Regions from separate parts of the Homo sapiens genome. Here region 2 is linked to region 1. Evidence: chromatin contacts called from ENCODE Hi-C or POLR2A ChIA-PET data. All regions are on one chromosome and are shown on one strand. The core of a region is the stretch at or near the end of the contact, and the rest is flanking DNA. Distances in the headings are between cores, read along the strand shown.

Region 1 (5,881 bases), core at 1,540-4,039:
CTGACACTATATATTGGTTGTTATGTCCCAAATCATCTTTGAAATGAATTAAAGTGTGAATAGATAATAAAAAGCAAATAAAATCAATCAACCCAATACTGACTTCCCTACTAAGGCCAAGGTTATATATCTAATAGCCTCCTGAACAGGTGTACCTGGACATTTCATATAGGCATTAAAAAATAAACATTTCCCAAATTGCATATTTACTCACCTAAAACTTGCCCCCCACCTTTAGATTCTGTCATTGTTTACTCAGAACCTTGAGAATCATCCTCAACTCTTCCTTTTTCTCTCACTTCACATGTACACTCAATCACTAGCTTTGTCAATTTTATCTCCTGTCAACCTTAGCTCTTAAACAGTTTTCAAGTCCAATGTGTTCTCATCACTTGCACTTCCACTGCCCTAAATCAGTCCACTAATACCCCTTATCTGGTCTATTGCAATGGTCTTCATCCTGGTTTTTCCTCCTCCAGGCTTGTGGTTGAAAGTTTCTCTTTCATACTGTTTTCAGCATGATCTTTCTAAAGCGCAAAGCAGACCACACCATAGCCTATTTTACAATAACCCTCCATCACTGATAAGACAAAACTTTAGAATGGCACAGACAACTCTATAATTTGACCTCTGCTTATAACGTTATGTCCATCTCTGGTAACTCTTATCTATATACCCATGTCCATCAAGATGAGACTACTTGTAGCTACCAAAACATCTTATTCACCAACTTATTTGACTGCCTGGTGAAAGCTTGTTCATTCAGAACACAACTCAGACATCACCATTTCATTGACATTGTCTCTGACATCTCCCCACTTTCCTCCAAAGCTAGAGTGAATTGCCTTCTCTGTACCTCTGAGCCTTACACATCTTTACACTTGCATATAATTTTCTTCAACATTTTATGAGGAAAATTTTCAAGCAGAAAAGTTGAAAGAATTTTGCAGTGATCACACAATTAATGTTTTATTGTGCTTACTTTGTCACATCTCTCTCTCTATCCATCAATCCACGTTTTTAGAAAAATGCTTTTCAAAGTAAGTTGCAGATATCGATATACTTTTTTCCAAATAACTCAGAATACATATCACTCAGAGTTCCTACATAACATATAGAGTTCTATATTTGTTTGTAATTCTTATTTTAAAATTTCATGTTAAATTTATGTACAATGAAATGTGAAATGCACAAATCTTAAGTGTACCATGAGATTCACTAAATCATACATGTGAGTAACCTACACACCTATCAAGATATAGAATATGACCCTGACCCTGAAAACTGTACTCAAGCCCCTTTCCAGGAAGTCTTCTCTTCTAGAGGCAGTGACTATTCCAATTTTCTTCCAACTAGTTTTGCCTGTTATAGAACTTTATATAAATTGAACTGTACAGTATATTCTCTTTCATGTAAGACTTCTTTTACTCAGCGTAATGTTTTTGAGATACATAGGTTGTATGTATCAGTACATTTTTTTTTTTTTTTTTTTTTTAAGATTCAGGGTCTCACTCTGTCGCCCAGGCTGGGGTGCAGTGGTGATCTTAAGTGTACCATGAGATTCACTAAATCATACTGTGTCCAAAATTGGTGGGTTCTTGGTCTCACTGACTTCCAGAATGAATCCGCGGACCCTCGCGGTGAGTGTTACAGTTCTTAAAGATGGTGTGTCTGGAGTTTGTTCCTTCTGATGTTCGGACGTGTTCGGAGTTTCTTCCTTCTGGTGGGTTCGTGGTCTCACTGGCTTCAGGAGTGAAGCTGCAGACCTCCGTGGTGAGTGTTACAGTGCTTAAGGCAGTGCGTCTGGAGTTGTTCATTCCTCCCGTCTGGAGTTGTTCATTCCTCCCAGTGGGCGCGTGGTCTTGCTGGCCTCAGGAGTGAAGCTGCAGACCTTTGCAGTGAGTGTTACAGCTCATAAAGGCAGTGTGGACCCAAAGCGTGAGAAGCAGCAAGATTTATTGCAAAGAGTGAAAGAACAAAGCTTCCACAGTGTGGAAGGGGACCTGAGCGGGTTGCCACTGCTGGCTGGGGCAGCCTGCTTTTATTCCCTTATCTGGCCCCATCCACATCCTGCTGATTGGTCAGTTTTACAGAGAGCTGATCGGTCCGTTTTACAGAGAGCTGATTGGTGCGTTTACAATCCCTGAGCTAGACACACATTGCTGATTGGTGTATTTACAATCCTCTAGCTAGATGTAAAAGTTCTCCAAGGCCCCACTAGATTAGCCAGACACAGAGCACTGATTGGTGTGTTTACAAACCTTGAGCTAGACACAGAGTGCTGATTGGTGCTTTTACAAACCTTGAGCTAGACACAGAGTGCTGATTGGTATATTTAAAATCCTTCAGCTAGACATAAAAGTTCTCTAAGTCCCCACCAGATTAGCTAGATACAGAGTGCTGATTGGTGCGTTTACAAATCTTGAGCTGGACACAGAGCACTGATTGGTGCACTTACAATCCTTTAGTTAGACACAAAAGTTCTCCAAGTCCCCACCAGATTAGCTAGATACAGAGTGCTGATTGGTGCATCTACAACCCCCCCTCTCCCACTAGACACAGAGTGCTGATTGGTGCATATACAATCCTCCCCTAGACATAAAAGTTCTCTCAAGTCCCCAACTGACTCAGGAGCCCAGCTGGCTTCCCCTAGTGAATCCTGTGCTGGGGACACGCTAGCAGAGCTGCCTGCCAGTCCCGCGCAGGCACGCCCACACCCCTCAGTCCTTGGGCAGTGGATGGGACCGGGCGCCTAGGAGCAGGGGGCGGCGCCGGTCGGGTAGGGTCGGGCTGGCGGGAGCCCGGGGCGGGGCTTGGGCATGGCTGGCTGCAGGTCCCCAGCCCTGCCACACGGGGAGGCGGCTGAGGCCCAGCAAGAATTCAAGCTCCGCGGGGGCAGGCCAGCAGTGCTGGGGGACCCGGCGCACCCTCCGCAGCTGCTGGCCCGGGTGCTAAACCCCTCACTGCCCGGGCCGGCGGTGCCGGCGGGCTGCTCTCAGTGCGGGACCTCGGAGCCTGCGCCCACCCGGAACTAGCCGCGTTCAGCCCTGGTTCCCGCCCCCGCCTCTCCCGCCACACCTCTCCACAAGCAGAGGGAGCTGGCTTCAGCCTCAGCCAGCACAGAGAGGGGCCCCCATAGCGCAGTGGCGGGCTGAAGGGCTCCTTGAGCATGGCCAGAGTGGACGCCAAGGCTGAGGAGGCGCCGAGAGCCAGTGAGGGCTGCTAGCATGTTGTCACCTCTCAATACATGTGAGTAACCTACACACCTATCAAGATATAGAACATTACCCCCACCCCGAAAAGTGTACCCAAGCCCCTTCCCAGGAAATAATCTCCTTTAGAGGCAATGACTATTCTGATTTTCTTCCAACTAGTTTTGCCTGTTATAGAACTTTATATCCATTGAACTGTACTCTTTCATGTAAGACTTCTTTTACTCAGCATAATGTTTTTGAGATACATAGGTTGTATGTATCAGTAATTTTTTTTTGTTTGCTTTTAGATTCAGGATCTCACTCTGTCACCCAGGCTGGGGGGCAGTGGTGCAGTCATAGCTCACTGCAGACTTGAGCTCCTGAGCTCAAGGAATTCTCCTGCCTCAGCCTTTCAAGTAGCTAGCACTGCTGGTATGCATCACGACCTCTGGCTAATTTTTTATGTTTTTCAGTAGAGACAGGGTTATTATTATTATTATTATTATTTTGTGACAGATTCTCACTCTGTTGCCCAGGCTGGAGTGTGGTGGCACGATCTTGGCTCACTGCAACCTCCGCCTCCTGGGTTCAAGTGATTCTCCTGCCTTAGTAGCTGGGACGACAGGCGTGTGCCATCACGCCAGCTAATTTTTGTATTTTTAGTAGAGACAGGGTTTCACTATGTTGGACAGGCTAGTCTCGAACTCCTGACCTCAGGTGATCTGCCCGCCTCGGCCTCCCAGAGTGCTAGGATTATAGGCGTGAGCCACCTCATCTGGCAGGGTCATTATTTTTTAAAAGTCTTTAAATTACCAAGTAATATTCCATTGTATAGATATACTAAATTCTAAAAATCCATTCTTCAGTTGAAGCACACCTGGGCTGTTTCCAGTTTCTGGCTATTGTGAACAAAGCTACTATGAATATTCCTGTGAAGGTCTTTTTGTTGATACACACACGCACACACTCAATTATATGACTGATATTTTTGGGTCATAGAATATTTACATTTAGTTTTTGTTTTTAAAAAAACTGCTGTACTTTTCCCCAAAATGATTATACCATTTACACTCCCACCAAAAATCTGTTGCTTCATATCTTCATCAATATTTGGTATTGTGTGAGTTTTAAATTGTAGACATTCTGGTGGATGTGTAATAGTGTTTCATTATGGTCTCATAAAATTTTGGTTTACTAGTCTTTCTCTGCAGACTTTGAACTTCCTGAAGACAGACATTTTATTCATATCTTCTGTACCTAATAATGTCTGATATAGAGTAGGGCTCAACAAATATTTGTTAAATTGAACTGATCTGAATTGAATCCTTCTGTACGTAGCAAATAAAAAAACCCACTTCTTTCCTCACTTTATCCCTTTAATCAAAAGGCAGGGTGAGGTTTTTTTTTTGTATTGCTTTGTTTTGTTTTTGAGACTGGGTCTCACTATGTCGCCCAGGCTGGAGTGCAGTGGTGCAATTATGGCTTACTGCAGCTTTGACCTCCTGGGCTCAAGTAATCGTCCCACCTCAGCCTCCTGAGTAGCTGGGACTACAGGTAAGTGCCACCATGCCTGGCTAATTAAAAAAATTTTTTTTTCAAAGACATGCTCTCGCTATGTTGCCCAGGCTGGTATTGAACTCCTGATCCCAAGAAATCCCCTCACCTCATCCTCCCAAAGTGCTGGGATTACAGGCATGAGCCACCATGCCTAGCTAGAATGAGCTCTTCTGTTATAAGCAGTAACATTTAAATTAAGATTAGGGTGCTATCCACCTGGAGTGATTTGGGGCTCAAAGCATCTCTTTCCCTAAATATTTGTTCCATTGCTCCTCTTTTTATTTATTTTTAATTTTTTATTTAATTTTATTATTACTATTTTTTGAGATGGAGTTTTGCTCTTGTTGCCCAGGATGGAGTGCAATGGCGCAATCTCGGCTCACCACAACCTCTGCCTCCTGGGTTCAAGCGATTCTCCTGCCTCAGCCTCCCGAGTAGCTGGGATTACAGGCATGCACCACCACAGCCAGCTAATTTTTGTATTTTTAGTAGAGATGGGGTTTCTCCGTGTTGGTCAGGCTGTTCTCAAACTCCTGACCTCAGGTGGTCCGCCTGCCTCAGCCTTCCAAATTGCTGGGATTACAGGCATTAGCCACTGTGCCCGGCCTATTTTTTAACATTATTGCATTCTTTACACATTTTTCAAATTGACAAGTAACAATCGTTAATATTCATGGGGTACACAGTGATGTTTTGATACATATAATGTACAGTGATCAGATCAAGGTAATTAGCATCCATCATCTCAAACATTTATCATATTTTTGTGTTGGAACATTTAACATCCTCCTTTTAGCTATTTGAAACTGTGATATATTATTGTTAACTTTAGTCATCCTGCAGTGATATAGAACAATAGAATTTATTCCTGCTATCTAGCTGCAATTTTGTATCCTTTAACAAGTCTCTCCCTCTCCATCTCTTCCTCCTACACTTCCCAGTCTCCAGTATCCTCTGTTCTACTTTTCACCTCTATGAGATCAACTTTTTTTAGCTTCCGCATATGAAAGTTAAACACCTTTCTGTTTCTGGCTTATTTCACTTAACATAATGTTTTCCAGTTCCATCCATGTTGCCATGAATGACAGGATTTCTTTATGTGGCTAACTAGTACTCCACTGTGTATATAT
Region 2 (5,881 bases), core at 1,533-4,032, 89 kb after region 1:
TTGGGTCATTGCACTCCAGCCTGAGCAACAGAGCAAGACTCCGTCTCACAGAAAAAAAAAAAGACATGGGACACGTAGTATCCTTTGAAGTACTTATGGCACAACTTGCCTCTTAGAAGTTCTTGAAGATATGGAAGGAGAGCAAAGTGATGTGTGTTGTAGAAAACAGATGCTGCTGATTTGAATGAAGGTTCAACGTGAGAGCTTGGTCCATAAAGCAGACCCATGGACCTAGTCTACCCTACACTAACCTGCCTCCCCCACACGCACAAACTGTGGAGGAGAACGCCCCCACACATTCTGGCTCTGTTTCCCCTTGTACTGTGGGAATTTGAGCCTCCTTATCCTCACAAATGGTTCTGAAAGCCCTCAAAAGAGTATATCACCAGTGTATTATTTTCCAATTTCTGCTGTAACACATTACCACAGTCTTAGTGGCTTAAAACCACACACACTTATCTTATATAGTTCTGGGGGCTGTAAGTCTAAAATGGGTCGGCAGAGCCATGCTGCCTTGGGAAGCTCCACGGGAAAACCCATTTCGTTGCCTTTTCCAGCTTCTGAAGACTTCCTACATTTCTTAGCTTGAGGCCTCTTTCTTTATCTTTAAAGCCAGCAGTGCAGCATCTTTGTATCTCTCTCTGACCACTGCTTCTGTTGTTGTATCTTCTTCTCTGATTCTGACTCTCCTTCCTCCCTTTTCTAAGGACCCTGTGATTGATTGTCTTGGGCCCACCACATAATCCAGGATAATGTCCCCATCTCAACGTCCTTAATCACATCTACAATGTCCCTTTTGCCCTGTAAGGTAATGCACTCACAGCTTCTGGGGTTTAGGACGTGGGCATCTTTGGGGGGTCTTTATTCCACTACCGCAGCCAGTTCTCTGAGAACTAGTTGTTTTTGTCACAGCAGGAGGTCTGTGATTTTTCTTCTTCTGATACTGGGTCATTAAATGCTGGCTTCATTTGCAGCTGGGGCCTCTTCTTCATGAATGGCAGATGCAGCAGCAGTGTCACAGATGCCTCCCAAAGGCACCCTCTCTCTGTGGATGCTGCCAGTCTCCAAGATTGAGGATGGTGATGTCAGCCCTACGGCTGCCCAAGGCCAGTGCTGTTTTTATTGTTTCCACCACCATCAACACAGCCAGCAGCATGAGGGGGGCCAATAATGTCAACAGGTTTCAGCATTTTCTCCATCATCACCCTTGGGACTTGGATGTGAGTCTCCTGGATAAGCTGAGCGATGGTCACCCTGCTTTGTTAATGACCACACCACCCCTTGAACCCTGGCCCATTGGTTTTGAACCAGCTTCTCTCTTTCCCTTTGGGGTCATTCTGTCCCAGGAGGCTCCTCTGTTCCTCCTTACACCACAGCTGTCCTTCCAGGCTCAGATATTTTGGAATCTCAGTGTAAACACAGCTGGGACTCAGGCTGCCACGTAACACATGCTTCTCTTAGGCTACCTTCCCAAGTGTTTACATTCCATGCTGGAAGAACTTGGCTCCTTCAACAAACTCAGAGAAAGAATCAGTACAGTTCCTAATTTTTCACACTTTCTACCTAGTCTAGGATTGAGCATCTGGATCCAATTGGAGGCCACTTGTCCTAATTTAGCACTTCCTATTAATTTGTAAGGAATTACTATTGAAATACATAATTTAGCAACTTCAGATTTTACAAGCTATGGCAAGTGCCATACCAAATAGGATTTGACTGGATTTATTGCTGTTGAAAAGGAAATCTTTGATTTTTCTCCTCCTAGCTACTATTGATTCATTTCATACCAGAGTGTATAAAATTGGACCTATAGAAAACATTTTCTTCCCTCCCTTGATCTGGTTGGAAAAAATGTTTTCATTTCATGAAATAAACAGTGAAAGAATTTTCATGAATATGTATGTAGTTTTAATGAGTTTTGTTTCTCATGATGAAATGTATTAATATTTTATATGTTGCCCTCCCGGGAAATGGAGGAATCTGAGATCCTAGACTAGCTGCAGTTTGTCCAACAGGAATCAATATTCATAATGCTCAGGACAGTGGAACCTAATTCCCAGAACCTCTGGTTGTGGAGGCTGACCTGGGCAGAGGAGGCAGGCTGAGGAGGCATTGTTGCAGTAGGGAATATCCTGCACATACCCAGCTTCTTCACCTGGGTGGCGAGGACACAGGTTGCTGAAGACTCAGGAATGTGTATGCAAGTCTTTAAGGAGTAGGAAATGGGAGGGAGATGAGGGGTGGGCATGGTGGGAGGCTCCTGAGAGATATAAAAACAGGGTTCCAGTAGTTGGACTGTCGTCCTTCCACAGGCCTTTTCATTGATGTGCAAGAGTCATCTTTTGGTACCACTTCCTGGGGACGTTTCCTCCCTCGAGATTGATAACTGAGAATAACCCTAGCCATACTGGAATATAATTCCTGATATCCTGAAAGTGTATTTTCACATTCAGATATACAACTATACCCAGGTGTACCTATTCCCGTTAATTTTGGGCATGGCGCGGTAGCTGAGGCCCATGGATTGAAACAAAGACCGCTTCTGCCATCTGCTGGGCACTCTGAGGAACTCAAAGGATTTTTCCACAGGAAGAGGGGGAGTTTGATGAATTTCGTTTCAAATTTACTTTAGCACTTGAGAATTTAGCCAAGTATTAAACAGATTAATTTTTGCCTTTGTGAAGGCTTGCATGACTTTGATCATTCAGTCGTTTTAATGAACTCAACGTGGTTGTTTCCGATTTGGCCTTGAAAGCCTTGGCATGTCGCCGTGCTCTGAGTGGGAGCCTCGCTGCCTCCAGCTTGGGTTTCTCAGTTTTGGCAGGGCTTTCCTTCCCACTGATGGAAGATTTACAGAGGAAAAAAAAATCATTATGTCTGAAATTCTGCCAGGATACATCAGCGTATTTCCAGGCTGCCATCTACCGTGTAACTCTCTGAAGATTTAATATGAAAATTAAAAAAAAAATTGCAGTGCACCTGCTCCTAAGGAAAACTACCTTGTCGTAGGATCGCATGCTTTTATTAAATTAGAGAATTTTAAATTGTATTTATGAGGATGTACAACTTGGGTTTCTTCCCTTAGGCTTCCTGGTCTCTGTGTTAAGTACAACTTGCCTCCAAGGTCACCCTCCCACCCTCCATAATTAGCCCAGAAATTTAACAGGGGCTTCTGGCAGCAGTTTTACCCAGCAAGCTTAGCGTAGCACTATTTGTGGTCAGATCCTGAGTGATTCAGCAGCTCTACTATCCTTAGAGTCTTGTCTCATCCCACACAAAGCCCTTTTCAGACCCAGTTTGACATTCTGATATTGTACCATGGCCCCGCAGGGTCAGGGAGTATAATGTGGTGATTCAATAGCTGTCTTGGAGCAGAAAAAGGGCATTCAGTGGTGGGTTAAAGGGCAGGCTGGTGACAAGGAGGGAGCAAGACAACATTCTACAGATTCTGCAGCTTTGCTTGGCTAGGAGCGAAACATCTCACCTCGAAAAATGGCTTCAGAGGCACAAAAATTATTTTCTTTGTTACTTAGCTTTTTAGTATCAGGACCTCAGACCTGAGTTGGTAGGGTATGACTAGATAGGAGAAGTTCCTCTCTGTGGGGTCCCTTCCTTGGCATACTGTTTTGTGGTAAATGGACTGAAACAGAATTCATTGAAGTCAACTGAAGTCACTGAGAATGTCTGCTTAAGTTGTTGAACATTACAGTTTTGGTGATATGCTTGGAAGCTAAAATCCATGACGGGCTTCTCCAAATTTTATCCTCTTATTTTCTTTGACTGGTTTCTGTACCTGGTCCAGTTTTAAAAGCTATTTGTGACCATGCTGGATGTCAGAATAAGAGAGCACTCAAGAGAAGTGAGATTATTGGGTTTGGTCCATGGGATATTTCATACCTAGAGTAGCCTTCCATTTCAGAGCTATTTTAAAGCTGGTTCCTCACTTTGTTGAGAGCAGTTGAGAGCAAACTGATGGATGGGGATGTGAGAAATAAGTTCTCCTGGACATGATTTGCAGTCTATACATATTTACCTTTTAGAGAAAAAGGAAATGACAGCCACAATTTGTCCTTCGCTGATTAACATGCCATTTCTCACTGTTTTGATAAGCAACAACAACAATAAATCCCACCTCTTGCCATATTTCTCAGACCTGGGAAACTTGTGTTAAGTCAAACTTTGTTCCAAGTTGACTGTCCCACTCTGAGGGCAACTTGAAGGGGTGACAATGCCTAGATGATCTGAGTTTTACTAATACTAAGCAAATTGTGGTTATTTGCTTCGGGCAGACTGAAAGGAAATTTATCCTTGCAACATTTATGAAGATCTTGTTTGCTAAGCAACTTAGTATTATCAAGGAAGGTGGGATTGTATTGTAGAGAACTGCTTTGCTAGATAGCAGGACATTTAGGATCTGGTTTCATTCTGGCACTCACCAACTGTGTGATCCTGGCTTTTATCTTTTTAGCCTAAGTTTCCTCATCTGGAAAGTGGTTGGCATGATGATTTCTGTAGTCCTTTTAAGTTTTAGAATACCATAATCTACCTTTGCAAGAAGAAGAGTCATTTTTGAGGAATATAGATAACATTCTAATTAATCTCGTATCTTCATTTAAATAGACTTTGAAATATTATGTGAGCAGTTAAAATATAGCCCCTATTCATCTATATGTCTATCTCTCATCTACCTCTTTTTTCATTCTTTTCATTCATCTGCCTACCTGTATATATAATATTGGGTTATCAAGTAGGCAGATTAAGCCTGTACTCAAGCAGTGGTACCAAAAATATTTTGGAAATAATTTGATATATGAAAAAACTTATCAAAATGGTCATTCTGAGAAAAATTACCTTTATTAATTTCTTTATACCGATTTTATGTGTTAACATTGTATATATGGGAAGTAGTAGTCTTGTAACCTTTTAGTTTTTAGGGCTTCTATAGGTATTTATTTATTTATTTATTTAATTAATTTCAATAGTTTTTTTTGGGGAACAGGTGGTGTTTGGTTGCATGGAAAAGTTCTTCAGTGGTGATTCTGAGATTTTGGTACACCTGAGCAGTGTACACTGCACCCTATTTGTAGTCTTTTATCCCTTACCCCCCTCCCACGCTTCACCCTGAGTCCCCAGAATCCATTATTTTATTCTTAGGTGTTTGGGTCCTCATAGCTTAGCTTCCACTTATAAATGAAAACATGTGACTTTTGGTTTTCCATTTCCGAGTTACTTCATTTAGAATAATGGTCTCCAACTCCATCCAGGTTGCTACAAATGCCATTATTTCATTCCTTTTTATGGCTCAGTAGTATTCCATGGTGTGTGTGTGTGTGTGTGTGTGTGTGTGTGTGTATGTATGTATCTCACATTTTCTTTATCCACTTGTTGGTTGCTTTCATGTTTTTGCAATTGAGAATTGTGCTGCTATAAACGTGTGTGCAAGTGTGTTTTTTCATATAATAACTTATTTTCCTCTGGGTAGATACCCAGTAGTGGGACTGCTGGATCAAATTGTAGTTCTACTTTTAGTTCTTTAAGGAATCCCCATACTATTTTCGATAGTGTTTGTACCAGTTTACATACCCACCAGAAGTATAAAAGTGTTGCCTTTTCACCACATCCGTGCCAACATCTGTTAACATTGTTTTGGTCAATCTTTCCCACTTGGAATGGCTGTATTTGCCCAATGCCTGTACCCCTGTTGTATCTAGGAAGTAATTAACATGCTTTTAATTTTACAAGCTTATAGGTGGAAGGGACTTGCCTTTTCTCAGATGAGACTTTTGACTGTGGACTTTTGAGTTAATGCTGAAATGAGTTAAGACTTTAGGGGACTGTTGGGAAGCCATCATTGGTCTTGAAATGTGAGGACATGAGATTT

Evidence for each region. A loop is a pair of places that touch in the nucleus more often than their neighbours do. ChIA-PET counts read pairs that join two places held with the same protein, here RNA polymerase II (POLR2A). Pooled maps may share reads with other maps.
Region 2: a map of endothelial cell of umbilical vein shows a loop between it and region 1 (5-fold over the local background). The contact joins two enhancer-like sites. A Hi-C loop is called at or near these places in 3 of 168 maps with a recorded cell type or tissue (B cell, PC-3 and endothelial cell of umbilical vein), 2 of 37 single-sample maps with no recorded cell type and 11 of 50 pooled maps. POLR2A ChIA-PET finds 5 or more read pairs at or near these places in 1 of 52 experiments (activated CD4-positive, alpha-beta T cell).

Annotation. Positions count from the first base shown.
Region 1 is chr14:53,214,807-53,220,687 of GRCh38, forward strand. The region is part of intron 5 of LOC105370502 (a long non-coding RNA gene); the gene reads left to right. Among named protein-coding and RNA genes, the nearest start is that of DDHD1-DT, 64 kb to the left of the region's middle. RefSeq lists a silencer at 2,685-3,104. Within about 2 kb of position 2,790, at least 21 of the 41 ENCODE cell types and tissues checked have a DNase peak (open chromatin) inside an H3K27ac peak, as active enhancers do.
Region 2 is chr14:53,303,834-53,309,714 of GRCh38, forward strand. No RefSeq gene overlaps it. Among named protein-coding and RNA genes, the nearest start is that of DDHD1-DT, 150 kb to the left of the region's middle. RefSeq lists an enhancer at 2,418-2,712. Within about 2 kb of position 2,783, at least 14 of the 41 ENCODE cell types and tissues checked have a DNase peak (open chromatin) inside an H3K27ac peak, as active enhancers do.